Regions from separate parts of the Homo sapiens genome. Here region 2 is linked to region 1. The links are chromatin loops, found by intact Hi-C in ENCODE. Cell type or tissue: Caco-2. All regions are shown on one strand. Links, peaks and the distances in the headings refer to the core of each region. The heading gives the core; the rest is flanking DNA.

Evidence for each region. A loop is a pair of places that touch in the nucleus more often than their neighbours do. Peaks named below come from ENCODE experiments on the same cell type or tissue, not always from the same donor. Only the 100,000 strongest peaks of a DNase experiment are listed, where the experiment ranks them.
Region 2: a loop joins it to region 1, with 9 times the contacts of the local background. A loop is called at or near these places in 9 of 110 quality-filtered maps.

Annotation. Positions count from the first base shown.
Region 1 is chr7:10,931,897-10,947,591 of GRCh38, reverse strand. It overlaps COXFA4 (cytochrome c oxidase associated subunit FA4), which reads left to right and starts at 7,439. Exons shown (of 4, transcript NM_002489.4): 1 at 7,439-7,576; 2 at 8,696-8,784; 3 at 9,445-9,502; 4 at 13,900-15,649. The coding sequence starts at 7,535. The coding sequence ends at 13,956. It overlaps LOC107986767 (a long non-coding RNA gene), which reads right to left and starts at 7,336. Exons shown (of 3, transcript XR_001745091.3): 1 at 6,861-7,336. RefSeq lists a silencer at 6,907-7,156 and enhancers at 6,382-7,302, 7,187-7,456. In Caco-2, for the core only: no CTCF peak of the experiment used is centred there; DNase peaks (open chromatin) are centred at 7,081 and 7,401; H3K4me3 peaks cover 2,844 bases.
Region 2 is chr7:11,336,023-11,351,717 of GRCh38, reverse strand. It overlaps LOC124901590 (a long non-coding RNA gene), which reads left to right and starts at 10,276. Exons shown (of 3, transcript XR_007060212.1): 1 at 10,276-10,370; 2 at 11,319-11,452; 3 at 11,537-15,695. In Caco-2, for the core only: a CTCF peak has its summit at 7,689 (motif pointing right); no DNase peak of the experiment used is centred there.

The sequences.
Region 1 (15,695 bases), core at 4,125-12,124:
AAGTGCCTATTGCACGGCTTATCCTAAACCTTTGTAATATTTATGTACCTCCCCACTAGACTAAAAGTGTTGAAGGAAGACACCAGTGAGTTAATCTCCTTATCCTGAGCACTCAACATAATGAACAGTATATAGTAGGCACTCAATATATGTTTAATAAGTGAATAAGATAAGTGAACAAATGACTGAATGAATGGATGGATTTTTTTTAAAAAGATAAAAATTGCAGAGAAATAATAAGTGGCATCATAGAAGAGGAATAGAACATAGGTAATCTAAAAAGCCTATAAACTGAAGACCTAGGTCTTTGGTATAATATTCCAAAATTCATAGACAGAGTTTTCCTAAAATACTATTTAACCAGAAGGTTTCAGTGAAAAGAAGTACCACTACTTAAAATTGCTAGAGTCTCTACGCTTTTTAGTATTCATTGAATTTTGTACATCAAGTGCTTCAGGTATTTAATTTAAATTCATGACAATGTGTGAAGCTTTGAGATTTATGATGGTAGAAGTAAACTTCCACGGACCAAAAAATGTTTTCATTTTTCTAATAGAAATTTTATAATTAAATACAGTTTATGCCAAATAACCACAATACTAGTGGAAGAACATATTTGTTTTTAGATTAAGGATAGCTGTAGAATCTTTATTAACAAGTGAAGGTATAATTTGTATTTGTGTTATCAGTAAAACAACCAGTTGTCAATTTATCTACTAGAAAAATAATTAAGTGCTTAAATGCAAACAGAATAAAAAATATAAGATACTGTCTTCAATTTGCATTAATATAATTATACTCCATGACTCACTTATCAAATGACTTCTCTCTACAGAAACTAATTCTTCACTGTCACACACTGATAGTAACACATAATCACCATACCTTGTAGAATTTTCTAGGCCTGAAACATCAGGAAAAGTATGCAAGACAAATACTTTACCTTGGGTGCTACTGATATACTGCATAGGATTTTTAGAGCTATTTGCCATGTCTTACATTTAATTTGGACAACTAATATTTATATATTTTTTGTATTTTAAAATTATTCACAAAATTAAATCAAACACAAGAAGAAGAAATCCAGAGAGCACAAGTCCAAGTCTCAGAGGAGATGGGGCAAAGATATCTCCAATTTATGTCCTGCAGTTGTTTTATTCTGTGCTTAGATGCAAAATGTTTTATAAGTCTTTGCTGCCTAATGGATAAAGCCCCAAATCTATTTTTTTTGAGACCGAGTCTTGCTCTGTTGCTCAGAGCTAGGGTGCATTGGCACGATCTTGGCTCACCGCAACCTCTGCCTCCCGAGTTCAAGCGACTCTCCTCCCTCAGCCTCCTGAGTAGCTGGGACTACAGTCGCATGCCACCACACCTGGCTAATTTTTGTATTTTTAGTAGAGACAGGGATTCACTATGTTGGCCAGGCTGGTCTCAAACTCCTGACCTCAAGTGATCCACCTGCCTCAGCCTCCCAAAGTGCTGGGATTACAGGTGTGAGCCATTGTGCCTGGCTTCAGTTTCATTTCTTACAACTACTTCCTATGCAATCCACACCCCCATCACACTGAACTCATCTCAATTTCTTCCACACACTATGCACTTATATTATGAACTTCATTTCTCTGCCTTGTTCAGACTGTTTCATCCTATGAAATTCAATTCCCCTTCTTTTTTGGCCTGATCATTCTGCACAGCCCAGTACAACGTCACAGTCTTCATTAAACTCTTCACAGGCCCCACAGTCTTAATTCTTTCTGTATTATCAATTTTTGTTGTTGTTGTTGTTGTTTGAGGCAAAGTCTTGGTCTGTTGCCTAGGCTGGAGTGCAGTGGTATGATCTCGGCTCACTGCAACCTCCCCCTCCCAGGTTCAAGTGATTCTTCTGCCTCAGCCTCCCAAGTAGCTGGGACTATAGGCATGCACCACCATGCTTGGCTAATTTTTGTATTTTTAGTAGAGATTGGATTTCACTATGTTGGCCAGGCTGGTCTTGAACCCTTGACCTCAGGTGATCCACCCACTTTGGCCTCCCTAAGTGCTGGGATTACAGGCAGGAGTCACAGCACCCGGCCTCTGTATTATCAATATTTTTACTTTTGTTTTCTTCGTTACTCAAATCAAATCACTTTGGTTAAGCCTGGTGTCAAAAGAGAGAGAAAATATAATCTTTTACCAGTAAAAATATTAAATATTTGCAAGCAAAAGAAAATCTACCACAGTCTGTCCTTCTGATTACAATCATTCAGGTCTTTTTCCTCCCTCAAAATACACTCACCAAGTTGGAGATAACTTAAAAGCCCTATACTGTCATTATTTCCTGCTCAAAGTCGACAATCTATGAATAATGCTATAGTCTTTATGTTTGTTCTTGATATATCTCCTCTTGATCTGGAGATCTATGAAGAACAAAGACAAGTTATTTGCCCACAACACCCAAAATACAATGGTGAAATGGGAACTGGATAACTACAATGAATGATACTACTCAGAAAGTAAAGAATGGTCCTGAAATTTCACTGTCTTGAAGTTGCTGCTAACTTAAAGTGGGGAACAGTCCTTGTTTAGGCCCTGATTTTGCCATTTTGGGATTTTTTTTCGGGATTAGTTCCAGTCGAATTTTCTCTGTGGCTCTTGCCTCACACTCTGGCAAGTCTTGTCTTAGAGCTGTTTAAGAAAGCCATTAGAGAACAGACCCTCCTCGGAATATGAGTATGTCTCTCTACCGGCTTCCTACCTGCAAAAGATGGAGGAGCTCAAGTGTCTTTTCATATTTCAAACCATGAAGTTTCTTTAATCCAATGCTGATCATTCTTTTCACAGTACTTACTCTACTTCTATTTGATTTCAGTCAACTCCATGCGCCAATGCCACAGCCACAATTCTTTTTGAGACATACCTCTGTCTTTCTTTAGACTTAATGTCAGTCACCTTAATCCTATCACGCTTTGGTTGGAGAGCTACATCCTTACCTGTTTGTCCAGACTTTAAAATTGTTCAGCTGAAAGGATTTACTGAAGGCATCTTAATTTACTGAAATGTTTTAACAAAGGTATGATGGCCACATTCTTGATTGGGCCATTATCTTCCTATCAATTCATCTTTGTAGCCCAAATGCCTTCCCATCTTTATTTTAGACAGCTAGATATGAGAATCAATCAGATCTTCCAACTCTGCATGTCTCTAAATTTCTGAATGTTTTACTCCCTGTCATTACAGTTTGCAAACTGACCAATTATTTTGAGTCCATATCTTTATTGTACTACCTTGTCAACTGTAGCCAATAGTAACTGATACATGCTAATATACTCTTTGCCTGCTGTTTCACTGAAAGCTACCAGCTCACTGGGAACATTAACTGCCTTCCAATTAATTGAAATAAGTGTTTCACCAAATGTTCCAATACTGCATTACATATAGATAGCCATCCTTCTAGTCCCTGGTAACAGTTACTTTGTCACCTACTGCCAGGACCTAAATCCTATGCCACATATTTTAGGATTTTTATTATGGTAACATGTCACCACACTTTCAGTGTCAAATTATTTACTTGTCAGGGTAGGCTAGGTTATGCCACATTAAGAAACTACTCCCAAATCCAGTCACTTGCAACAATAGAGGTTTATTTCTCTATTTTTTTTTTCAAGACAGAGTTTCACTCTTGTTGCCCAGGCTGGAGTGCAACGGCATGATCTCGGCTCACTGCAACCTCCGCCTCCCGGTTCAAGCGATCCTCCTGCCTCAGCCTCCCGAAGTAGCTAGGATTACAGACACCCGCCACCATGCCCAGCTAATTTTTCTGTATTTTTAGTTGAGACAGAGTTTTACCATGTTGGCCAGGCTGGTCTTGCACTCCTGACTTCAGGTGATCCACCTGCCTCAGCCTCCCAAAGTGCTGGGATTACGGGCATGAGCCACCAGGCCCAGCCTATTTCTCATTCTTAATACATGTACACTGCAGGTCAGTAGTGGCTCTGTTCCAGGTAGTTCTTACCCTGACACCTAAGCTGATAAGCAGGCTGTATCTAGAATATTGCTAGTCTTGTGGCAGAGGGAAAACTGACAACATGGCACATGTTGGCTCTTAAAGTTTTTGCTTGTGCATGGCATGTGCTACTTCTCACTTCGCATTTGCTAATAAGGCAAGTCTTCTTATTAAGCTTGACCCTCATGAGGCAAGTGATATCTCCTTCTAGGTAGAGGCTGAAGCTATCTGCATACAATTTAATCTACAACACATACCAATTCCACTTCTGCAGCTCAGGAATTTTGCGTTGTTTCTTCTACCATGGCTTCTTTTTCCAGACTGTCACCTCTACCTGTCCCTACTTAAAATATAGGTGACATACTCTTTCCACTAACTTCAATGTGCAAAATTTAAACTTTCACAATTTGACATTTTGGTTAATATTTAATGAAATTTATATTTGTAACCTTGCTTTGTTAACATCTCTAAAGGCATCACTTAGGCCAGGTGCGGTGGCTCACACCTGTAATCCCAGCACTTTGGGAGGCCGAGGTGGGCAGATCACGAGGTCCAGAGATCGAGACCATCCTGACTAACACGGTGAAACCCCATCTCTACTAAAAATACAAAAAATTAACCGGGTGTGGTGGCATGTGCCTGTAGTCCCAGCTATTGGGGAGGCTGAGGCAGGAGAATCGCTTGAACCTGGGAGGCAGAGGTTGCAGTGAGCCGAGATCGTGCCACCACACTCCAGGTTGGGCCACAGAGCGAGACTCCATCTCAAAAAAATAAACAAACAAAAATAAATAAATAAAGGCATCACTTAGCTATCTATATTATTGTTGTCTCTAGAAGCTAGGTCAATGACAAAAAAAAGTTAAGTCTCGCGCCACTGCATTCCAGCCTGGGCGACAGAGTGAGACTCCGTCTCAAAAAGAAAAAAAGTTAAGTCACTGGATTTTAGTTTCTTTTTAATAATGGCATTTCTACATACCTACTTATTATCAACTGTTATTATTCAAAATAAAATATTGGAAGAAGAGGTCTCCCTTCTTCTAATTTATTTGCTGAAAGCCTATCTACACTCACTAAGGTTTCTTTGTTCACTTCTAAGTATTTTCCATGTTTTTGTGCTGATCTTTTAACACAGCCATGCTCCTTACCATAGCCTATAAGGTCCATGTCAGAGAATTGGACATAGACTTTACAGACTCCACTGTTTGCTCTCATTTTCCTCTTTTTCTCCTTAGTTATGGATCAACCACACTGATACTTTTTTAAGCACTCTTCTTCTTCTTCTTCTTTTTTTAAATCTCAAAGCCATTTCTCTTACTAATTTAGTGTTCTTCCCACATCTTTACCAGGTTACTTCCTTCCTTTCATTTAGGTTTCAACTCAGAAATCCTCAGACGGACCTTCCCTGTCCTGTCTACTTAAAGTAACCTCCTCTCCTCCACCTCTTCCATGTCATTGTCTGTCTCATTATTCTATTTTATTGGCTTGTCACTGTCTAAAAATTATCTCATTTGTTTATTGTTTGTCTTCCTCAATTAGTATGTAAGCTCCATTAGCAACGCAGAGTAATTTTCTTGTTCACTGCTATAACTCTAGTGGCTAGAACAGTGCCTAGTGGAGAGTAGGTACTTAAGAAAGATTTGCTGAATGAATGAAAAAAGACACCAGTCTTGATAAGCTTCATGACATATCACCTTAACAGTTACCATCTATTTTTTTTTTCCTACCTACTGGCCATACCTCCTCTTCTAAGCATTGCATGTTGGAATTCCTCGGCTCTGTGTCCTCTGTCTAAATTCTCAGTCAACTTTCTCTCCCTAAGTAATCTCATTCAGTCACATGGGTTCATTTCTTATCAGTAAACTGAGTCCTAAATTTATACTTATAGTGTAGTTCTCTTCTGCCCCATAGAGATCCACTTGAATTTTACATAGGCACTTATACATCATTCTCTACGGCTTATTTCAATAACTGGCATCAACAACCACAGAGCTGCTCAAAACTGAACCTCTGAAATTATTCTTAACTTCTCTCTCCTCACTCCTGGAGAGCCAACCACCAAGTCCTGTTGGTGCCACCTTCTAAACATCTCTGGAATCTTTTTTTCTCATCATTACATTCTCTACACTAGTTCAAGCTACCATTATCTGTCACACAGATTATGGACTATTGCAATGGCCCCTTGATAGGTCTTTCCCCTCTCACGCTTATCCCTTCTAATCAATTATTCACAAAGCAATCATTTAAAAACACAACCTTCCCAAGCTCTCAACATAAAACCCATGATGTTTAAGCGGTTATTGGCCCAGCAGATCTGATCCCCACCTTGCTCTCCCTTTTACTTTCCAGCCACACTAGACCTCATACAGCTCCCTCGGGTTTTCAATAGCTTCAGACCTTCACGTGTTATTACCTCCGCCCTGTACACCTGCATCCTCCGTTTTCACCTGGTTAATGTCCGCTCCTCCTTCAGAGCTAGTGTAACTTCCGGTGGAGCCTTCTCCTATGATTTCTAGTCCCAATTATTAATACTTGCTTGATCATTTGATTAATGCTTTAAGCTACGTATGAGATTGGAGAGGGTTCAGAGTGTACATTTTATCCCAATCCCCCCACCCTCCCCCGCAAAGCCTGTCCTATGGAAGTCCTTCGGGTAAAAAAAACAACGAAGAAAACAAAACAAAAGACAAATGAAAATTCGACTGGGGTAGTGGGAAAGATTATCTGTAGCTACACGACCATTGAAAACACATTTTAAAGATGCAATTTGGGACCAGGGACGGGGGATAGTGGCGTGTTGGAAAGGTCTTTGTGGCGACGAACTTTCAACCGAGGGCCAGGATCTGAGGGTTCAGAAATACACTGCCAGGACTATTATCACCTTTAAGTCATTTACTAGTTTTTAACTTCTGCTTGTCTGCGACAGCGTAACACAGGAAGCAGCTGCAGTCTTCTCAAACCGCAGCCGCTGACCTTAGCGGCAAGAGGCCCGACCTGCCCTCCAGGCGCCCGGCGCTCGGCTCCCAGAGGCGCCGCGCAGCTCCCTCAGCGGCAGTCACAGCTGGCCAGCGCGCACCCGGCACGCGCGCCCCCAGGGCCTCTGCGCGCGGACCCGGCTCTCAGGCGCCGCGGGAGAGGCCCCCTACTCACGGAGCGCGCGGCCCGTGCGCCCACGCTCCGACCGCATTCCTCAGTACGTGGCACCCTTGGAAAGTGCCTGTCTGGTCAATCGAAGAGTCCTCGTTTCGACCAAAAAAATTCCCCTCAGAAATATGCATGGCACGGCAATGAAGGCATTTCACTATGAAGTGGAATGATGATGGTCCGACCAGGTCAGGACGAACATATGAGGGGTTAGATCTAAGCAGGCACTATTAAAGACAGTCGCATCCGGGCCCTCCTGCCGCAAGCTGCCCTCCCAGCCAAGGGTCCTTCAGGTAGGAGGTCCTGGGTGACTTTGGAAGTCCGTAGTGTCTCATTGCAGATAATTTTTAGCTTAGGGCCTGGTGGCTAGGTCGGTTCTCTCCTTTCCAGTCGGAGACCTCTGCCGCAAACATGCTCCGCCAGATCATCGGTCAGGCCAAGAAGCATCCGAGCGTAAGTTCGTGACCGCTCTCCTAATGTTTTCCCTTGTCCTTCTTGCGTCGGGGTGCGCCTCTTTCTGTTCCCTGGGAACGTCCTCATTTACAGCCACTTACCGTCCGTCAGACCAGACCCTGCCTCGCCTAGTGTTTGTCATCTTAGTTGTCCCAGGCCTCTGTGACCCTCTACGCCATGCATTGTGGGGTTTTGTCTGACAGGAGGAAGGAGACGGACACTGCTCGGAAAAAAAACCTAGTTTTTTCTAGTTAGTGAATATTGGAACAGTCTGGTGGCCGCTCTCTTTTGCAGGTTGTGCGGTCCAGGAGGGATAGATGTGCGCTGTGTGGGTCAGAGACTAGCATAGGTCAGGTTCCCTATGTGTTATACCATCTCTGGAGGTTCTTGTATTCGCCGCATTGCACCACCAGGCCTTTTGGTAAATAAGAGGGGTCCGTGATCTTGGAATCCTCACTTTGTCTGGACGTCGTTGCTTTTGGGAAAATTTCGAAGTGTGGAAATTGCAGTTAAGTTCTTTGGCATCTCATTTTTCCTCAGCACATCAATGTGCTGTAGAGCTAAAAGTCTATGCAATCTTTAATCTGTCTTAAATCCGGTTCCCTAAATACGCAGCAAGCATTGGTAGCATTACGTTTTCAGAGATAATGCTTAAAGCCAGTATTTGTAATAGATACGTTTACTTATTCAGATTCTATTTTTCATACATCTTTATAGAGGCACCCTTAAATAATTTGCAAAGAATTTGTTTTTCAAGCCCCAGGATAAAGGAAGCCAGAAAATTTAATGGGAATGACATGTAAATATTAGAGAGGTGAAGAAGACTCGATACATTTTCTTGGAAATTTAAAAATGTACCTATAATTTGCTCCACATTAAAAAGTAAGACACTTAAACCAGAGTCATCTTAACATCCTTTCCAAATTCCATTTCTTTCTTTAGAACACAGTTATAAGAAATCTTACCTCAATGTAAGATCTACTTTATTTAAATTTTAAGACAAAACAGTCCAATAACAGTTTGAGACTTGGAAATCAATGTGCAGAAACTACTGTAATCTCTCGTTGGCCAGTGTTTTAAGTATTTGAAGATGGTTATTCTATTTTGTGTTTGGTTTAGTTGATCCCCCTCTTTGTATTTATTGGAACTGGAGCTACTGGAGCAACACTGTATCTCTTGCGTCTGGCATTGTTCAATCCAGATGTTTGGTAAGTACTTAAAAATGTTTAAAACTTTGATAGCTGATCAAGGCAGTTTAGGAGCCACAGTCTCTGTAGGGCGATAACATTAGGGTAGTAGAAAGAATGTTACATTTACAGTCATACAATAAGTTCAGATCTCAAATCTGCTGTTTTCATTTACTTTTTTTGGTTCATGAAATTATCTAATTTCTCTGAGTCTCGTTTTCTCTTTGGTAAAGTAGAACTGCTAATACCAAATCTTGTAATGTTTTGAGGATTGACATAAAAATAATTGTTTTTATAAAATAATCATGGTTCTCGGCACATGTAAATGTTTTTTGCCTTCACTTGCACATTTGCAGTTGAAAAACAATAGACAATCAAAAGATTGATTCATCATTATTCTATGCACTTTTCTGTATATCACTTTATTAATTAAATGGAAAGGTTTTGTGAAAGCCAGATAAAAAGTATCTTGTGATAGGGATTCTGTGTTCTACCTTTTTTCTAATTGATTACATGAGATTGCTTATTATAGATCCTCTACCTGTTTCAACTTCATAATGAAATAACACCATACCTCATCTAATAGAAAATAAGATTGATCTGTTCAAAAATGTATTCTTAGTACAAAACACTAAATAGTGCTTTATTATTATAACAGTCGTAATGTTTTATTTCTTTTAGTTGGGACAGAAATAACCCAGAGCCCTGGAACAAACTGGGTCCCAATGATCAATACAAGGTAAACTACAAAATTGTTTTAAAGTTGTTAGAAATTGTGTTGTAATAAGTTTTGTCATGGGGTGGGTTTTCTTGAAACTGGATATACGAGTAAAATTCCATTATATTGAACTTTAAAGAGCTGTTAGGTAGTTCTGTGAAATGAAAATGGTATATTGCTCTAATAAATATTTTTTGCTAGGTATTTAATTGCTAGTATAAGAAAAGAAGGAAAAATAGTATAGCTATCATTTACCATTTTCTTAGTTCTTAGGTAGTCTAACACAGTGTTCTCAAACTTCATTATACATAGAGCTTGTTGAAACACAGATTCTTCAGCCTTATCCCCAGAGATTCTGATTCAGCTGGTCTTTTGTGGGGCATGAGAATTTAGAGTAGTCTGTGGAACTACTCTTCTAGAGAATGATTTCATGGACTGAGACCATTTATTGATTCCCCAAACATAACCTTCCTTATGTGTAAAAAATTTTGCATACAAAGACCCTGCACAGCATCAAAACCAAGGGCAGGCCAGGCACGGTGGCTTATGCCTGTAATCCCAGCACTTTGGGAGGCTGAGGCGGGCAGATCACTTGAGATCAGGAGCTGGAAATCAGCCTGGCCAATATGGTGAAACCCCATCTCTACTAAAAATACAAAAATTAGCTGGGCATGGTAGTAGGTACCTGTAATCACAGCTGCTCGGGAGGCTGAGGCAGGAGAATCGCTTGAACCTGGGAGGTGGAGGTTGCAGTGAGCCAGGATCACGCCACTGCACTCCAACCTGGGCAACAGAACCAGACTCTGTCTAAAAAAAAAAACCCAAAAAACCAAGGGCGGCTTCATTAAGATACCATACCATTCACATACCATACAGTTGACGTGTTTAAAGTTTATAACTCACTCAATGCACTTTCCATAATATCAAGCCATTTCATCAAAAGAGAGTAACTGGCTGTTTGATTTATCACTCTGAAGAACAGGGTCCCCGATCAGTGTGTGTCCAGCACTGCTTGACAGGTGTACATCTATGATGGATTATTACTCATAGCAACGTTTTTTTGTTGTTGTTGTTGGAGACAGAGTCTCACTCTGTCGCCCAGGCTGGAGTGCAGTGCCATTATCTTGGCTCACTACAGCCTCCACTTCCCAGGCTCAAGTGATTCTCTTGCCTCACTCTCCTGAGTAGCTGGAACTATGGCACGCACAACCACACCCAGCTGATTTTTTGTGTTTTTAGTAGAGATGGGGTTTTGCCGTGTTGGCCAGGCTGGTCTTGAACCCCTGGCTTCAAGTTGATCCGTCTGTCTCAACCCCCCAGTGCTGGTATTACAGACGTGAGCCACTGTGCCCGCAGCCTGATAGCAACTTTTAACATCACCCTTTGTGGATTTCACGTTTTCCCCTTAACCTGATTATAATTTGGCTTCTAAATCCTTCAGTAAATCTCCTTACAAGAAGAAAATAAAAATGCAATGGCTAAGCTGAAACATCGATCTCATCTGTGTTATATTTTGCCTCTAAAAAGATAAACGGGCATCCTGATTTGTTTTTATGTCTTATGACATTGTTTATGAATTTGTTTAAACTAAGTCCATTCCAGAGAAAATAATTCCACATACAAGAAACTTTTAAAAAGTAAACAAACAAACAAAAAAACTAGCAGGCTTTGATTCTTCCACCAAAGAGCGTATTGGAATCTATGGGTATGTGTAGTTCAAAAAGTGTAACAGATGATTCCGATAATGCAGCCAGTCTACTAATGTTCTGAAATATCACAACACATGCCAATATGAGGCCTTGGGAACCGAAAATGAAATGTTGCTGTAACAACATAGCTGTTAATAGCTATGACACTGATAGCAGAGTCTGGAAAGATGAAGAGTGTCATGTTATGAAATGACAGAAATGAAAAGGAACCAAATCCAGAAACTTGAGAAGCTGGAGTAAATGAAACCTACTTAATACTTTTTCTAAACCCATTCAGGTAGACTAGATTATTATCTCCATCATTCACAATCTCTCACCTAAGAGAATATGTTTTTCTGGCCCACTGACATCAGATTTGATTTGTGACTTGCTGTGGGAAATTATGAGTTGGAGGAAATGATACCTGCCACTCTTGGACCATTATGTGGTCCCTCCGTTCTTTTGCTTCTCTCATGAGACCAAAATTGACAAGTAAGGGCTACTTATTCACCTTAGAATTGGAATGAAACAAATATGGAGCAATCAGCATACAGATGGCATATAATGTGAGTGAAAAGTGAACTTTTGTCGTTGTAAGCCGCTAAGATTTGAATGTGTTAATTTGGGCTGCCGTAACAAGATACTGTAGACCAGGTGGCTTAAACAACAAATTTATTCCTCAGTCCGGAGGCTGGGAAGTCCAGATCAAGGTGCCAACCAATTCTGTTCCTCATGAGGGCCCAATCCAGTTGTGTCCTCACAATATGGAAGGAGAGGAGTGAGCCCTCCTGTAAAGGCACTAGTTAGAGTGTTCCACCCTCATGACCTAATTACCTCTCAAAGGCCCAGCCTCCAAATACCATCACCATTGGCGTTTGAGGTTACAACATGAATTTTGGGAGGACATAAACATTCAGTCCGTAGCAGAGGATTATTTGTTGCCATGCTATAATCTAGCAAAAGCTATGAATAAAACAGCAAGAGACAGGACCAAAATAAGATTTGAGCATTAAAGGCCCAGCAATACTTCTCAACTGAATAACAGTTGAAGCTCCCCAAAGCTAAGATCAGAATATGTTGTGCCTTCCCAACTATTGTTTCAGAGACTCTAAAAGTAGCCAGCATTAAACTGAGAAAAAGAATAGAGGTAGGGAAGTTGAAAGCAGGTTTTAAAATTCTAGAGAGAATTTTGGATATGAAGCAAGTAAATCAGGAGCCTGCTTAGTTTTAAGAAAATTGGCAACAATGCCATGAATGTGCTTTTGACTCTGCGTGGGTGTAGGGCCTTGATCCTGCAAATCGTAGAACTTGATCTCAATTACCTCTTTTATAAATTAAGAATCAGAAGGGTTATTGTGATGATTAACTAAGATATACATAAAGCATCTAGCCCGGTGCCTGGGCAGGAGCCCAACAAGTGTTTATTTTCCTGTCCTTAATATATACCTGCAGACCCTTCTGTAAATTATTTCTGATATTTTGTTAATATGTTAGAGGATAGCACAAGTAGTTTCTTTTTCTTTTTTTAACCTTATTGTCTAGGTTAATTGTTTCTTAAAAGAACACTGTCAGAACAAAGAATACTGCTTTATGGATTATTTATAATTTTCTGTCCATAAAAGTCTGTATCTGTCTGTATCTCAACGATAACTTGGTAATAAGCTTTACAACCTGAGGATTTTTTTTGTCAGTAAAATACTTAAGAGTTTTTCAGAAATAAATAAGTTCGGGTATATTTGAAGAAATAAAAGGGGTTTGAAGAAAGAATGAATATAGATTTGTGAACTTCATGCTTAAAAACCCTGAAGAAAATGTTTATCATTCTGAAATTGTGGTTCTTTTGGAGATAAATAACATAGTCTTCAAGTAATTATAGCACAACCTCTTTAGCATTCTTTGGCACAAGAATGAGTAAACCCAAGATTTTAGCCTTATTTGGGCTTGTGTACAAGCATTAATATGTCCTTAGTAGAAACTCTGGACCAGTTTCAAATATGTCATTTTTTTTTAAGTTACTGAGAGAGGGAGTTTTTTTTTTTTTTTTTTAAAGCAATCACAGTAAGATTTATTTCTAAAAATTAATATTAATTGATTATAAAGAAATGTTGGAAATGTAAACAGCAAAAATACCGTATTATTTAAAAGCCATTACCAGAGTTGAAGTGTCAGTTTGATATTGAATATAGTCTGGATTAGGAAATTAGTGAGAGAGAGAAAATATCTTAGAAGTTATGTAAACCACAAAACAAAGCAGTACCTTATATTACTAGCCTCTTTTTGTTGCAGGATCTCTCCCTCTAAATTACAGCAGTTCATTCAGCAAGTAGGGAAGGTAATTCTTGTTAATCCTCTATTCTGTTGGCGATTCTTCCACGTACTTAGTAGAGTTAAGGCAAAAACTTACCGAATTGGAAGTATGTATCAGAAGGAATTCTTAATTATTCACTTTGAAATAAAAGAATTTTCCTTATAGGTTCCAAGTAGTAGACTGTACTATAATACTGCTCTTCTGAAATAAATTGAATATTTTTACCTTGCCAAAACTATCATTGAAGGCTGGAATTTTAGGTACAGTATTTTTCTGTGAATGATTTTATGTTGTTAAATATTCTTTTAAAAATTCATATCTGTAATTGTTACTGTAGAAAACCAAATACAAAGAATTCTAAAACCTTTGTACCGTCTCTGTGTATTTGAGATTACTTAAAATATCTTTTTTTCTGTTCCAAGTTCTACTCAGTGAATGTGGATTACAGCAAGCTGAAGAAGGAACGTCCAGATTTCTAAATGAAATGTTTCACTATAACGCTGCTTTAGAATGAAGGTCTTCCAGAAGCCACATCCGCACAATTTTCCACTTAACCAGGAAATATTTCTCCTCTAAATGCATGAAATCATGTTGGAGATCTCTATTGTAATCTCTATTGGAGATTACAATGATTAAATCAATAAATAACTGAAACTTGATATGTGTCACTTTTTTATGCTGAAAGTATGCTCTGAACTTTAGAGTATAGGAAATTAACTATTAGAATTTAAAGAATTTCTTGAATTTCTGTAGTTTGAAAATACGACTTTAAGCTGCTTTAGTAAAACACTTCCATTTTGTGTATAGACTGTTGGTAACTTCACTAGAGCATACATAACAACTGGAACTGGAAATTATACAAAAGTAAATTGGGAAGGATACTCCAGCATCTGACACTGGCAAAATGGAAACCTTTGAGTTTCTCTTACTGGCTGTTGAAGTGTGTGCAGTTTTTAACAATGGTTTTTACTTGGCATCTCTTTGTTGTGATTTTCAAGGTTATAAGTTGCTTTGGTCCTAGGATTGAAGTTGAAATCTGAGTTTATCAGTGCTAACCATGGTGCTAGTAGTCAAGAGATCTTGAGAATTTTGGCTGCTGAGTCTTGGTGCAGGGTGCAGGTTTTCTTTTCTTTTTTCTTTTTTTTTTTTTTGAGATAGTCTCTGTCACCCAGGCTGGAGTGCAGTGGTACAAACATGGATCACTGCAGCCTCTACCTCCCGGGCTTAAGTGATCCTCCTGCCTCAGCCCCTAAGTAGCCGGGACTACAGGTATGTGCCACCATGCCCAGTTAATTTTTGTAATTTTTTTTAGAGACAGGGTTTTGCCATGTTGCCCAGGCTGGTCTCAAACTCTTGAGCTCAAGCGATCCATTCTCCTCAGCCTCCCAGGGTGCTGGGATTACAGGCGTGAGCCATTGCGCTTAGCCATGGTGCAGGTTTTCAAAGGCCAGGAAGTATATTCATAATTTTAAGATGGGGAATATAGCAAGTTTTCACATAGGTGTGTGTAAGTCATCACATCATAGAAACTTGAGGAATTCAGTGACATTAATTTTGGATTTTCATACGTAAGTATACAATTAAATGTTTACAGGGTAGTAGAAGCACATTTTAAATGTCAGGAACTGAACTAAGTATTTGAATTACGTGGATTATCTCAAAAATTTTGAAATTGTTAAACGAGTTGAATTACTTGAATTCATTCTGTTAGTCAAATGGTGGATATTTACACCCATGTAGTTTTGAATTTAGAGTGTGTAGAGTGTTTTCAGTTACCAGACTCCATGCTTTTACCTCCTATGTGTCAGGTATAATTTGAACCTCTAAGAACAGGGTTTCTCAACCTTGCCACTGTTGACTATTTCTGAAAGACAGTTTGGTTTAGCAGACCATCCCATGCGCTTTAGCTTGTTTAGTAGCTAACTTGGGCTCTGCCACTACAGACAAAAAGCACTCTTTCCCTCCAATTCCCACAGGCTATGAGAAGAATGGAGACATTACCAAATGTCCATTGGTGGGCAAAATTGCTTCATTCCTACCTCTGTTGAGAATTACTCTAGATCCTTTGGCACAAATTACCTCAAAGTTTAAAATTGTGTAAACAAACAGTGTGTCATGTAATTGAAAAACATTAAGCAACTCCAAATAAATGCTACATTAAGAAATTAGTAATAACGTTTTCTAGAATTGAGGATCATTTTATGCATCCTTAAAAATT
Region 2 (15,695 bases), core at 2,943-10,942, 410 kb before region 1:
ACATCGACACTACGAAGAAACTGCATCAACTAACGGGCAAAATAACCAGCTAGGATCATAAGGACAGTATCAAATTCACACATAACAATATTAACCTTAAATGTAAACGGACTAAATGACAGGCAAATTGGATAAAGAGTCAAGACCCATCAGTGTGCTGTATTCAGGAGACCCATCTCACATGCAAAGACACACATAGGCTCAAAATAAATGGATAGAGGAAGATTTACCAAGCAAATGGAAAGCAAAAACAAAAATAAAAAAGAAAAGCAGGGGTTGCAAGCCTAGTCTCTGATAAAGCCGACTTTAAACCAACAAAGATCAAAAGAGATAAAGAAAGGCATTACATAATGGTAAAGGAATCAGTGCAACAAGAAGAGCCAACTATCCTAAATACACATGCACCCGATACAGGAGCACCCAGATTCAGACAGAAAATTTTAGACAGAAAATTAACAAGAATGTTAAGGACTTGGACTCAGCTCTGGACCAAAAGGACCTAATAGACATCTGCAGAACTCTCCACCCCAAATCAACAGAATATACCTTCTTCTCAGTACCTCATCTCACTTACTCTAAAATTGACCACATAATTGGAAGTAAAACACTCCTCAGCAAATGCAAAAGGATGGAAATCATAATGAACAGTCTCTCAGACCACACTGCAATCAAATTAGAACTCAGGATTAAGAAACTCACTCAAAACCACACAACTACATGGAAATTGAACAACTTGCTCCTGAATGACTACTGGATAAATAACGAAATTAAGGTAAATAACAAAATTAAGGCAGAAATAAATAAGTTATTTGAAGCAAATGAGAACAAAGACACAATGTACCAGAATCTCTGGGACACAGCTAAAGCGGTGTTTAGAGGGAAATTTATAGCAATAAATGCCCACAAGAGAAAGCAGGAAAGATCTAAAATCGGCACCCTAATATCACAAAAGAACTAGAGAAGCAAGAGCAAACAAATTCAAAAGCTAGCAGAAGACAAGAAATAACTAAGATCAGAGCAGAACTGAAGGAGATAGAGACATGAAAAACCCTTCAAAAAATCAATGAAATCAGGAGCTGTTTTTTTGAAAGATCGATAGACTGCTAGCCAGACTAAATAAACAAGAAAAGAGAGAAAAATCAAATAGATGCAATAAAAAGTGATAAAGGAGTTGTAACCACTGATCCCACAGAAATACAAACTACCATCTGAGAATACTATAAACACCTCTATGCAAATAAAATAGAAAATCTAGAAGAAATTGATAAATTCCTAGACACACACACCCTCCCAAGTCTAAACCAGGAAGAAGTAAAATCCCTGAATAGACAAATAGCAAGTTCTAAAATTGAGGCAGTAATTAATAGCCTACCAACCAAAAAAAGTCCAGGACCACATGGATTCACAGCCCAGTTCTACCACAGGTACAAAGAGGAGCTGGTACCATTCCTTCTGAAACTATTCCAAACAATAGAAAAAGAGGGAATCCTTCCTAACTCATTTTATGAGGCCAGCATCATCCTGATACCAAGACACAACAAAAAAAAGAAAATTTCAGGCCAATATCCCTGATGAACATCAATGCAAAAATCCTCAATAATACACTGGCAAACTGAATCCAGCAGCACATCAAAAAGCTTCTCCACCACGATCGAGTTGGCTTCATCCCTGGGATGCAAGGCTGGTTCAACATATGTAAATCAATAAACATAATCCATCACATAAAGAGAACCAGTGACAAAAACCACACGATTATCTCAATAGATGCAGAAAAGGCCTTTGACAAAATTCAACACCCTTTCATGCTAAAAACTCTCAATAAACTAGGTATTGATGTAACGTATCTCAAAATATTAAGAGCTATTTATGACAAACCCACAGCCAATATCATACGAAATGGGCAATAACTGGAAGCATTCCCTTTGAAAACCGGCACAAGGATGCCCTCTCTCACCACTCCTATTCAACATAATATTGGAAGTTCTGGCCATGGCAATCAGGCAAGAGTAAGAAATGAAGGGTATTCAAATAGGAAGAGAGGAAGTCAAATTGTCTCTTTTTGCAGATGACATGAATTGTATATTTAGAAAACCCCATCGTCTCAGCCCAAAATCTCCTTAAGCTGATAAGCAACTTCAGCAACGTCTCAGGATACAAAATCAATGTGCAAAAATCATAAGCATTGCTATACACCAATAATAGACAAACAGAGAGCCAAATCATGAGTGAACTCCCATTCACAATTGCTACAAAGAGAATGAAATACCTAGGAATACAACTTACAGGGGATGTGAAGGACTTCTTCAAGGAGAACTACAAACCACTGCTCAAGGAAAAAGAGAGGACACAATCAAATAGAAAAAAATTCCATGCTCATGGATAGAAAGAATCAATGTTGTGAAAATGGCCATACGGCCCAAAGTAATTTATGGATACAATGCTATACCCATCAAGCTACCATTGACTTTCTTCACAGAATTAGAAAAAACTACTTTAAATTTCGTGTGGAACCAAAAAAGAGCCCACGTAGCCAAGACAATCCTAAGCAAAAAGAACAAAGCTGGAGGCATCATGCTACCTGACTTCAAACTATACTACAGGGCTACAGTAACCAAAACAGCACGGCACTGGTACCAAAAGAGATATATAGACCAATGGAACAGAACTAAGGCCACAAAAATAACACCACATGTCTACAACCATCTGATCTTTGACAAACCTGACAAAAACAGCAATAGGGAAAGGATTCCCTATTTAATAAATGGTGTTGGGAAAACTGGCTAGCCATATGCAGAAAGCTGAAACTGGACCCCTTCCTTACACCTTATACAAAAATTAACTCAAGATGGACTAAAGACTTAAACATAGGACCTAAAACCATAAAAACCCTGGAAGAAAACTTAGGCAATACCATTCAGGACATAGGCATGGGCAAAGACTTCATGACTAAAACAGCAAAAGCAATGGCCACAAAAGCTAAAATTGACAAATGGGATCTAATTAAAATGAAGAGCTTCTACACAGCAAAAGAAACTATCATCAGAGTGAATAGGCAACCTATAAAATGGGAAAAAATTTTTGCAATCTATGCATCTGACGAAGAGCTAATATCCAGAATCTATAAAGAACTTAAACAAATTTACAAAAAAAAAAAAAAAACATCCAAAAGTGGGCTAAGGATGTGAACAGACACTTCTCACAAGAAGACATTTATGCAGCCAACAAACATATGAAAAAAAGCTCGTCATCACTGGCCATTAGAGAAATGCAAATCAAAACCACAGTGAGATACCATCTCACACCAGTTAGAATGGCAATCATTAAAGTCAGGAAACAACAGATGCTGGAGAGGATGTGAAGAAATAGGAATGCTTTTACATTGTTGGTGGGACTATAAATTAGTTCAACCATTGTGGAAGACAGGGTGGCGATTCCTCGAGGATCTAGAACCAGAAATCTGACCCAGGAATCCCATTACTGGATATATATGCAAAGGATTATAAATCATTCTACTATAAAGGCACATGCACATGTATGTTTATTGTGGCACTGTTCACAATAGCAAAGACTTGGAACCAACCCAAATGCCCATCAGTGATAGACTGGATAAAGAAAATGTGGCACATATACACCATGGAATACTATATTTTATGCAGCCATAAAAAAGGATGAGCTCATGTCCTTTGCAGGGACATGGATGAAGCTGGAAATCATCATTCTCAGCAAACTAACACAAGAACAGAAAACCAAATGCCACATGTTCTCACTCATAAGTGGGAGTTGAACAATGAGAACACATGGACACAGGGAGGGAAACATCACACACTGGGGCCTGTCAGGGGTGGGGGTGCTGAGGAGGGATAGGATTAGTAGAAATACCTAATGTAGATAACCGGTTGATGGGTGCAGCAAACCACCATGACACAAGTATACCTATGTAACAAACCTGCACGTTCTGCACATGTACCCTAAAACTTAAAGTATAATAAAAAAAGATTATTTCAAATAAACAAAAACTGAACCTCAGCAAGTAATTAAGATGTCATAAATCTACATAAAACAATGTAGTGAAGGAGAGTGTTGTCTTTAATAAACTAGATACTCATATGCTTGACTAAGGTGCTCTGGATTTTGAAAAAAAAACTAAGATAAATTCTCACTGTTTTAGTTGTCTAACACTACTATAACAAATTATCTTATTTTAATAATAAATTTTAATGATTTATTTTTAAAATTATTTAAGCCACAAATTTAGTGGCTTAAAACAACACAAACACTGGAGAACAAAAGTCTAAAATTAAGGGAACATCAGGGCTGGACTCCTTCTGGAAGTTCATGGGGAGAATTTTTTTCTTTGCCTTTTTCACCTTCTAGAGGCTTCCTGCATTCCCTCCTTGGCCCCTTCATTTCATCACTTTAGCTTCTTGCTTCCCTTGTCACATTTCCTACTATTATCTCTGATCTTCCTTCCTCCTTTGTGATTGCTTTGGGCCAACTCTGAAAATTCAGAACAACTTCCCCATCTTAAGATCCTTCACTTAATCACACTTGCAAAGTCCCTTTTACCATGTAAGATAGTATCTTTGGTGATTCTAGGGATCTTTTTTGGGGAGGGACATACTCAGCCTATCACATCCATTTATATTTATGCTCTTACTAAGTAGCTACACAGATGTTGCCAATATACATACAAATTCCAAATTGGAAAACTCTGCAGTAATTGTTTATTTTAAAGGCTTACACAATTTTTTTATTTTATATCTTGAATTATTTTTAAAAATAACCTCAGATTAGAAACTGGTTAACCTCTAAGTCTTTTCATGTATAGACATAGAAGAATAGTTGTAAATATGATTATGATCACTTTTTGAAAATGTAATCATTCCTAATCATGCCTTTATAGAAACACTTAGTCCAGAGATTCTATAGTCTCTCCAGTGAACCTTTGCAACTGTTCTTTTCCTAGAAGGAAAGGGAATGGGTAGTGCGGGAAAGGAACGGAGAGGAATAGGAGGGGAGGGGAGGTGAAGAAGAGAAGAGAGGAGGGAAATGAGAAAAGAAAGAGAAGAAAAGACAAACTGCAGTTTAGGAGAAGCAAAACACTAAAGTCTAAGTGAGAGTTCTCCTTGTGTCACTCATTAGTCATATGACTAAACAAGTCACCTTATCTATCCTCCTATATAAAACTGGGCCGATTACTTTCTGCCTTGCCTTTCTTACCAGCTGGGGCAAGGATCAAATGAGATACATACAAACTCAGGCTATTATCATCATCCTGCAGGGTGAGGCATTTAAACTGCTCATGTCCTACTTGTCATTAAGATCACAAGGAGAAACACTTCCAGTCTGAGCTATTTACCTCGAATACAGAGCAGGGTACAGTGAATCCAAAATTTCTTGTCTTCACATAAAGCCTTCCAAGGGGAAAAAGAAGGATCATTTTAAAAGTAAAAAGTGTTCTTTAAGAAACAAAGATGTCTGTGCCATGTACAGACTTAATGATGACTTATCTAGTGAGTATAGCTCAGTGAATTTGTGAGCAAAATTGGCCTACTCCAGCTTTATTTCTTCCACTTTCAAAAAGTTCTGTCAAGTTTTCAAAGAACAATGGAAAACCACCAAAAAGAATATATATTTCAGGCTGGGATGGCCTGAACTGTATAATTTGAGCTCCATCCTGTTTCCTGGGATAAAACCACTGCATTGTAAAATATGCTTATTCATATGATAGAGTCAATTGGCTTAAACAATTTTAAGCTTCTCTTAGTTGCCTGAGTTTCCAAAAATTATGTTTTTGCACATAAAACATCAAGAACTTCTTTAGCAAACCGCAACATTATAATTGGCAATACCACACCTCAAATATTTTGCGTGGACATATTCCAAATTCCAGGCCTTTAAGAGCTAGATGATTCAGTATTTCCAGATCTTCTCAAGGCAAGGCTGGCAATCAACTGTAAGAATCAACAGTAGCTTTGTCTAGCTTAAAGAAAACCTGCTTCAACTTCTATTTAATATTACTGAGAGCCATCACATTTCTCTTTGACAAGACTGTTTGCACAAAGGTTTCTCCAGAGAGAAAGCCATGAGATTAATTTACCTCCACCATGGTGATTGACTCCAAAGCAGCTGATGGGCAACTGAAGTGTCTCCAATCTCCCTCACAAATTACTCTAAATGGTTTTGAGGATAAACTTGCCAAGCCTGTTTTGCCTAGCAGCTCTGACAGAAAAATGGGCAATTGACTTAAATAAAAAACAAGAGGATCCATTTGGGCTCTTCATAATAAAACTGCCAAGGGGCCTTTGTTAGTTGATGTTTGAGAAGCCACAGATATATCACGTACATCTAGAAATTAAGGAGCCTGTTCTACACACACTTCTTAGGGAATTCGTGATCCAACAACATAAAGCTGAGCTTGTCTAACAGGTAAATGCAGAGTAAGGCTAGCAGGAGATTTCATAAAATGTGAAGAAAAACATTCATCACATAATGTTGTGAATTCTGTTTCTGTCCATTGTTCTTAATGCTGATGAATCCCAAAGGAGAGTAATGTATTTCTCTGCTCCACTTTTTCGGAGAGGTGAATTGTGTCTCCACAGCCTTAAATTTCAAGAGAACCTGACATTAGAAAATAATCAAACTCTCAACAAAATACACATCACTTCAAGGTGGCATTATTTATAAGAGAAAAACATTTGGAAATAGCCTCTACTTTTAGTAATTAGAATTGGTTAAATAAATCTCATATAAAACTATGAAAACTATTTTATAGTCATTAAAAATTTAGTTCTTGAATCACGTGGAAAAAATGTTTATCTTGAAATATCAGTTTTAAAAAGAACCAAACTGATTAAAATTTTGTCAAAGAAAAATTGTAAATATATTACATCTATGAAGAGGTTAAAGTCTGAAGAAGGAAAATATATAAAACTAATAAAAAAGGGTTTTTCTGGAGAACAAATTATAGGTGTCTTGTTTATTCTTTAATTATTTCTGAATTTTTCCAAGTTATCTGTAATGAACTTGTGCTACTTTTATAATCAAGAATTATATTTTAAAATCACAGAATTCAATCAGGACGAATTTCTTCCAAAAAAAATCACTAATTGATGATCAAAGAAAGCCAAATAATATGCCCTTGTATAATTACATACATTCATCTATGCAAAAAAATGAGTGAATTACATAAATAAAACCATCTGATACTATATTATACCATAGGAATAGCTACGTGTTCCTTTAGTCTTTGCAAGAGCATCTGTCACAGTGAAAATACTCCACGTGATACAGTTAATGAGAAGGTTGACGACGTATTTTTGAAAAAAGTTTTTTCTAGGACAAAATGGCTCTGTGATTTTTAATCCTTCCCAGGAAAGACACCTGCACTTAATTTCACCCTTTCTTCTAAAACCATTTATTCCATTAGTTTCACCATCTCACTTTTCACAGCAAATATTACAACTCTTCAGAAGCTCTGCAGAACTTAATAAAACAGCAAACATAGTTATATATCCAGCAGTCATTTTAGACAATTAAACGCAGTTTTCAGTTTCTCTACACGAATTTGATAAGTTGGAGCCCAGACATTGCTTTGAACTGTGATGAAAGGAGGAATTTCTGTTTCAAGCGACACCGTGCCCAATTTAAATTTTGGGAACGATCACCATAAAAAGTTGTCTTGACCAATTTATTCCACTAGATGGCAGTCTTGGGATGCTACATGTAACGAAATTGTGTAATTTCTGAACATTAACCAAAAGACTAGGAAAAAGCAAGGCCATGGGAAGGTAAAATGAGGTTTAAAACGCTACAATAAGGAAATATAAACAAGCAACGGGGAAAGATTTAGGAATCACAGCTGAGACTGATAAGGGGAAACAAAAAATGACTAGACTCTCCTATCTTTATTAAGCATGCATTTTCAGATGTATAGCTCACTCCCTTTCTTGCTTTGCTTTCATTAATCAAGCCCTCATGGAGCCAGTCCCCACCAGTGAGTGGACCAGATTCAGTGTGGCCTTGTGATGATCAACTCTGGCTTATGGCTCACATGCATGGCAAGCAAAAGTGGGGATCTAAAAATGCACAGAACTGCTTTGCTGCCCTCTGAAATGGAAGGGGAAGGGAAGATAAACAGACACCAGTTAGCAATGCAAGATGGAAGATGGATCATGTTCCTATACCTCCCAAGATACCACTTTATGCTAACTGAATGATTCATCTTTTTATGCTAAAGAAAACTACTTTGAATTAAAATTAGGCCATTTCAGAATCCCAGCAGTTTGAGATCACATCACTGATTCTTTCTGACTGAAGTAAAAGCTGGAAGTGTAGCCTTACAAAGACTTGAAACTGAAAAACACTTTTTGCCCAGAATAGAGAGGACATGTAACAGTACCTCATGCCTCTCATCAGGCTGTAGCATTGCAGGTAACTGCTTAATGTGGCTTTCTATGCTTTTCCTCTTTGGACCCTTACTTTTTCCAGTACTGGTTATGAAATGGAATTCAGGCTTCAGTTATTTCAGGAATGCCACAGATGAACTCAGCAGCACTAAACCACCTGAGAACCCAAGGACAAAGAACTATCGCTGAGTCTCTCATAATTGGTCCTTATCCTTCCACTAAAGTCATCACTATTTGAGACTGAATTGCTAGTACAAAGACTGAGTAGAAATCACCTAATGGCATTCATTTACTGGGTCAAGAAGGCTGTTTATTTTATTCTTAGAAAACACTGTTAATTCTTTAGTCTCCCCTTTCAAGAATTCATCTAGCACAATATTTGTCTGTAATTCTTATTAGTAAACCAGGGCAACTCCACAGATGTAGGAGAATGGTGTCAGGTGACTGCCTCATTATGAATGTCAGACTGAAGTTTAGGATATGAATTTCTAATTTTAAAAAATAGTCAATCAGGATGATAAAAATTTAGATAATCCTCAAATGCCAAAATGCTAAAAAAAAAAAAAAAAAGAAAGAAAAGAAAAAAGAAGCCATTGAATAGCACATCATTAGGAATAATGTGGAATAGAATACAAGCATCATCACGTACGCTATTACAAAAACTTAGTGACTATATATTTTTACCTAATCAAATATTGTTATTCGTTTCAACAGAAAGTAAATACTTTCTTTATCATCCAAATTGTCCATCTATATTGCACTAAATGTGTACCTGAAAATTTCCTGTTCAAGAATCTGTATGTATTATGTTTTGAAATTCAGTGTACAATAAATCCACTGTAAATCTATAAAATAAATACGTACTTGAACAGAGATGCTCATACAAGCATACATTGGGATAATATGAATGGAATGAATGAAAATATTGAATTAAGAAGTTTGATATGGAAAATATAAGACAATGGATATATTTTTCCTGGGGACTTGGTAGGTCTTCTTAAAAGGCATAAAGGAAAATATTAATAATTTTGGCAATATTAAAATTTATAACTTTGTTGCAAAAGGCATAACAAAATTAAAATATAAGAGATTGAGTGAAGTTATTTCCATTGTGCCTCCAAGACAAAGGATTAGAACCCAGAATATATATAAAGAATACAAATTACCCAACAAAAACAAATTGGCAAATATACCCAGCAAATCTCAGGTTAGGACAAAGTATATAAATATGATCCCAACTCTTCTGTGAGCCAAGGGAAAGGCTAAAGTAAAAAAAGGACAGTTGAAAGCAGAGGTGGAAATGGAGGGAAGACAGAAGATAATTTCATTGCCTTTGCATCTCCTCAGCTGTTGGCTACAATTTTTTTAAACTTTTACTTGCCTACCATTTATTTCAACTTTTGTACATGAATTAACTATGTTTTTTTAAAAAAAAAAAGTCCAGATTTCCCTAGTTTATTGTATCAAGAAAGCCTTAAACTCTATTCACAATAACTCAAAGACACCAATGCCAGGTAGAAGAGGAGGTGGTTGAAGAAAAAGAACAGACACTCTATTGCATACAAAGATGTAACGAACATTTTTAAAAGAACAATGGTCAAGTCTAGCCTTTAGGTGTAGATTTGATTCTGCATCAAGATGATGAATGAAATCCTGTGTATGGATGGCACTCAAATTTCAGATATGGTTCTGAGATTCTGACAAAGTGGACCACTTTAAACCAGGTCTTGTCTAGGAAAATCATAAGCAACTCAGCCCAGGCTTTACAAGTTGGCAATACAGATTTCCACAAGAGAGCAGCACGTCCTCAGTTTTGAAAAGTACGTTGGTGTGTTTTGCTTCCGTTCTCCACTCCAGATTTTTTTTTCCTTTCATACCAATGGCTGCTAAACACAAACATGTTTGGCTTCATCTGGGAACACTGATGTGAACAGAATACATTCCTCCTCTATGCAGGCACAGGTGAGATTCTACTGCACACATGCTTATCATTTGCAAGAACACAGACCTGACCCAGCATAAAGAATGTGTTAAATGACAATGGGGACAGTGGAGAGCTGTTCGAGATTATGTAATCTCATTCTACACAAGCTGATAGAATTTTTCTCTTTATTAAGCATTGTTTACCCTCAGAAAATTTATCTTCCTCTCTTGGGTGAGTATATATTCACCAAAAACTTACAGCAACATGTACTGCTTATGTAAACATACGATGGATAGAGGTACTGTTTTCAACTTAAAAATATATATATTTATACAATTTAGAACCTTGTTTCCAAGGCAATTAAATTACAATGTTTTCATCTTGACTGAGTACCAAAAAGGTGCCAGGTTCTATAGTTCATATGGAAATAAAGTTAGGAGGGTATTAATAATATAAGAATTCAGTTTTTATTGTCTTTAATTTTAACACACAAAAAGAAAAATTGAATTTTGCAGTAAATATATTTTCCAAATTGGTAAAAGTTATTTTAATCTCAAATCTTACTGTCTGCATAGACTACTTAAGCATTTTGTAATTTAAGTAATTTTGATTTAATGAAACATCAAAGAACCTAAAAGTAAAATCCTCTGTTTTTTACCCTTATTATCTATAAAACAGATTTGTTTTGTTGGGTTTTGTTTTTGTTTTAAATTCCCTGAAGCTTGGGTTGTTTTCCAGGGTGAATTATTTACTAATACCTATTACCCTCAAAAAAGGAGATTTCCCATCAAACTACTGGCATCCACTAAGTAATAATAACCTAAGAAATCAGCTGTGCAAAAAAAGCTACCTAAAGGGGCCAGGAATGAATTACTTGTTTCATAGATAATTCTGTCTCTGCACAAAAGAAACAGGGGAGGGCTGCATTGTTCTTTTGATAACAAATAATAGAGACCTTCTCTTATTTTCTCCTTTGCCTGCTCCAGGAATGAAGATGGAAATTTAACGCAAAGCATCCTGGTCCTTGCTCATTATGATTCTGTAAAGTCCTGCCATTTAGGAAATGTGTCTCAATTTCTGTGGAGATGAAGCAGGAAGGTCAGACTGAGCTTTAATCAAGGTATCTCCCTGCTGGGGTAGGAAGGCTTCCCTCCCCTCATATATGTGGCTTTAATTTGACCGCTTTTTTTTTTTTTTTTTTAAGTGCCTGAAGCCATGTCAGGGTCTGGCCATGGCTGCTATTCACTTAATCCCTGAAGCCCAGTGAGTATACTGATATTGTCATTGACAATTTACTCTTGCGGTATTTTTCTGCTAAACTGAGAGGGATTTTGTCACTGGTGCACTATCAAAAATACATGAAGGACTTGCCCCTTATTAAGAGATGCCATGTCAGTTGAGGTCACATTTATAATGAAACCCCAGCAATGAGGAGTCTCCATCCCTCACAGGAAACAAGGAAAAAAGCAGAACTCTTAAATTGCTCTATGCTGCAAGGAGGATTAGCCTCCTCCTGGGGAAAATGTAGTGGGCTGTCATGCCATTTTGTTCAAAGGATTTCCCCTTCTTCTCGCTGCCTTGAACTCCTTGTCATCGTCTCTCCCCTCACCCTGCCCCACCAGCATCCCCAATGCACGGGCACGGCCCCCAACCCCTTTGGCAATCTTCTTCATCCCTTTTATTTCATAAGAATTTCTTTTCTTTTTCCAGTGTCCTAGATGCTATAATTCATTCTGCATTAGGTGGGGATTACTGATTGACTCCCGAGAAGTCTGGAAAGTTAGACATTGATAAATCAGGTAGTTCTTGGGTTAAGAAGGGTGTCATACATGCTGCCAGACTTGATACTAGGTATGCCAGCTAAATTTTCCTCTTCAATTTGAAAGTCTCTCAAATCCCACTGAAGTGGTAGACTATATGCATTAAAAACAAAACTTGATTGCTGTTCATCAAGTTTGAAAGAATATAGGTTTCCACCCTTGGGCATTAGACATATGAAATGGTTATGAGTGGGGCAGCCAACCCTAGACAAAACCATAGGAATGGGAATCCTGTCACTGCCCCCTCCGCCACAATTACCCTTGTCAGCCCCCTCTCCCGAGGCACCTTTTCTTCCCCATTCTTCCTCTGGCTGGCTATCTGTTGCCAGTTAAGGGATTATTAACGTTATTTTAAATTGGAAACATTTTCAGACAGGTTTGCAACTGAAAAGTGAGAATCAAGAAAGTTCTTCCATATGGCCTTTGGAAGTCTGCTTACCTGAGTTCTAAATAAAATCTCCAAAACAACTTCAAGGATGTTGTTTGTAATTAGGGACTTTCAAGGAGGTTAGGAGCTTCTCCATGTTGTCCTCTTTCTTTACTTTAACAGACTGTTCCTAATGAAATACCTGTCCTTTTGCTAAAATACCTTGAACTAAGATATTAATATTAAGAGATTAAGTAACAGTGCTTCAAGAAATAGAAAAAACCATTCTGTTAATGCCACAAATATTCCCCTCCCAACTTTTTGGTTGTCAAAATCACCTGCTCTTACTAGATAACACCTAGACTTTTCTAAACCATTTACAAGACACATTAACAAAGTGTCTTGGAAGCTGTGTCTCACCTCCCAGTTGTCAGCCCGGAGACTGCCCAATATCCAATGTCAAGGGATGCAAAGTTTGATTCTTATCTACAAGTCTTGGCCTTCCTAACCTGATAACAGCCATGTTCTCTCTCAATATTTATATTCTTACATTTGCTAAGGCTCTTAATTGAGAGCAACAAAATCAGGCTTAACAGAAGAAAATAAAATTTTTGTTAAGATGTGAAAGTGTCTTGCAGAAACTAAGGAAGACTTGACCAGCAGACCAAGGTAAGGGCAGAAACTCAGACGGTAGATGGGCCTCAAGAATGGCATTAGGATCATGGTAGGTCTCGCACCCCCGTCTCTGCTGTATATGTTCTTCAATCATATTCATTCTCTCTCTCTCCCTCTCTCCTCCCCACCCCTCTCCCCCCGCCCCTGCTTCTCTCTCAACTGGCATTGTTTTCTCTATTCCTTATGGCAGAAAAATACGATAACTAAGCGGTCTAAATTTTATACAGTATAGGTCTGTCATCTTGACAAAGACAGAATCATCCTCAGAACAAGTTTTAAAATGCAGACAAATGCTTTGGCCTATACAAATATCTTAATTTGGGGATATAAATTGTGTTCAGAAGATGTACTCAGATGTTAGTGCACCCTGGAACATGGTGGCCAAAAAAGGTCAAGAAACGGAATGAGTACTTGTGATCAGCTGAATAATAATCACCAAAAATGTTGTTACCTTATTTGGCAAAAGTAACTTTGCAGGTGTGATTAGGTTAAGGCTCTTGAGGTGGGAAGATTATCCTGGATTATCCACTGTGCCCTAAAGGTAATCACAAGTGTCCTTATAAGAGACAGGCAGAGTGAGATTCAGTTTTAGCAGAGATGAAAGCAGAAATTGGAAGGACGTTCTTTGAAGGTGGAGGAAGAAACAACAAGCCAAGCAATACTGGAGTCTAAAACATGCAAGGAAACATATATTCCTGGAGTGTGCACAGACCTACTGATACCTTGATTTCAGCTTAGCGAAAGCCATTTCTTTTTTGTTTGTTTTTTGTGAGGCTTTGTTGTTGTTGATTTTTTCATGTGAAAGCCATTTCTGACTCCTGTTCTACATTACTGTAAAAGAATAAATGTGTGTTTTAGGCTATCAAGTTTGTGGTATTTTATTAGAGCAGACATAGGAACCTAATTTAGTAATTCTTTAAAATACAAGAATGGGGCCGGGAGTGGTGGCTCACACCTGTAATCCCAGCACTTTGGGAGGCCAAGGTGGGCGGATCGCCTGAGGTCAGGAGTTCAAGACCAGCCTGGCCAACATGGTGAAACCCCATCTCTACTAAAAATATAAAAATTAGCTGGGTGTGGTGGTGGGTTCCTGTAATCCCAGCTACTTGGGAGGCTGAGACAGGAGAATTGTTTGAACCCAGGAGGCAGAGATTGCTGTGAGCCGAGATTGTTCCACTGCACTCCAGCCTGGGCGACAGAGTGAGATTCCATTTCAAAAATAATAATAATAAAATAAATAAAATAAAATAAAATACAAGAAGGGGTAGCAATGCCAGGAAGGGAATTCTTAGTAAGACTCTGAGACCTCAATACAAAAGACTATAAATGGTCACTTGGAAGGAAGTTCAAAGAAAAACCAAGTATCGGGGGGAAGACCTAAATAGAGGAAAGAAAGATAAATATAAAGGCTAGAAAGGACACTAAACTGGAAATTAAGGTTCTGTTCCCAGCTCCCTGACTCAGATTATAGTGTAGAATAGGCCCTCTACCTTCTTAGCCTTTGTCTATGCACCTTGACATGAGGGTTTAAGTAACATAATCCCAACGGTCCCTGCCGCTTTAAGATTTCACGATGCTAAACCTCTGTCTAGATTTTGGCCTAGATTTTGCAGTGTTAGCACCTGGGGGCTCTTGAAGTTTACATTTCTGGTTTTGACATGGTAGATATATTGACACAAAATCCAATACAACTAGAATGGAAAACCCCCAGATGGGCATGTACAAAATCTCTGAGATTATTTAATAAGAAGGAGAACAAGGGAAACTAAAGGCAAGACCCTTGAGTCAGCTCTGGAAAAAATTTTCGCAGTGGACTAACAACTGCTTGTAAAAGCATATGTGAATATTCCTCAAGGAAATCTGGAGACAGCTCTGCAGAGCTGAAAGTAAAACACAAATCTATCAGCACCACTGGAGGGAAAAACACATTCCCTGGTGATGACAGAATTTGTTGGTATAGAACAAATAGCACTTTAAAATAATAAGGTAATGTTTATGTTTGGGGAAATAATTTAAAGATAAACAAATGTGCCTACAATTGGTACATCAGAATTTATTTTGCCCTAAATTCCTCGTCTGTGTTCCTTTTGTTGGCTAAAATCATAGCAATTCTAACAAAAGTTACTAGATATTTGAATCCTTGTAAGTATGGCCATAAATTGTGTTTTAAAAATCTTCAAATCGTTTGCATAGTTCTGTCATCATATGGAAATGCAAAGATGTTTGTTCTGTCTTGAAACCGTAATAAAAAGAAGACAAGCTATGTGTCCGTTCAGTATTGCATTCAGCTGAGTGTAATAGAACTCAAGCTGTAATTGTTTAATGAAAGTGGGTAAACTCTTCTTTGATTAAAATCAGTCCAAATGTAGGCAATCCAGGGTTAGTCCAAGGATTTCACAATGACATAAGTCTCAACTCCTATTCTTCTGCTGTCATCCTCGCAAATGGATTTGCTTTACATTACTGATCCATAGCACAAGATAGCTGCTCCAGCTTCAACT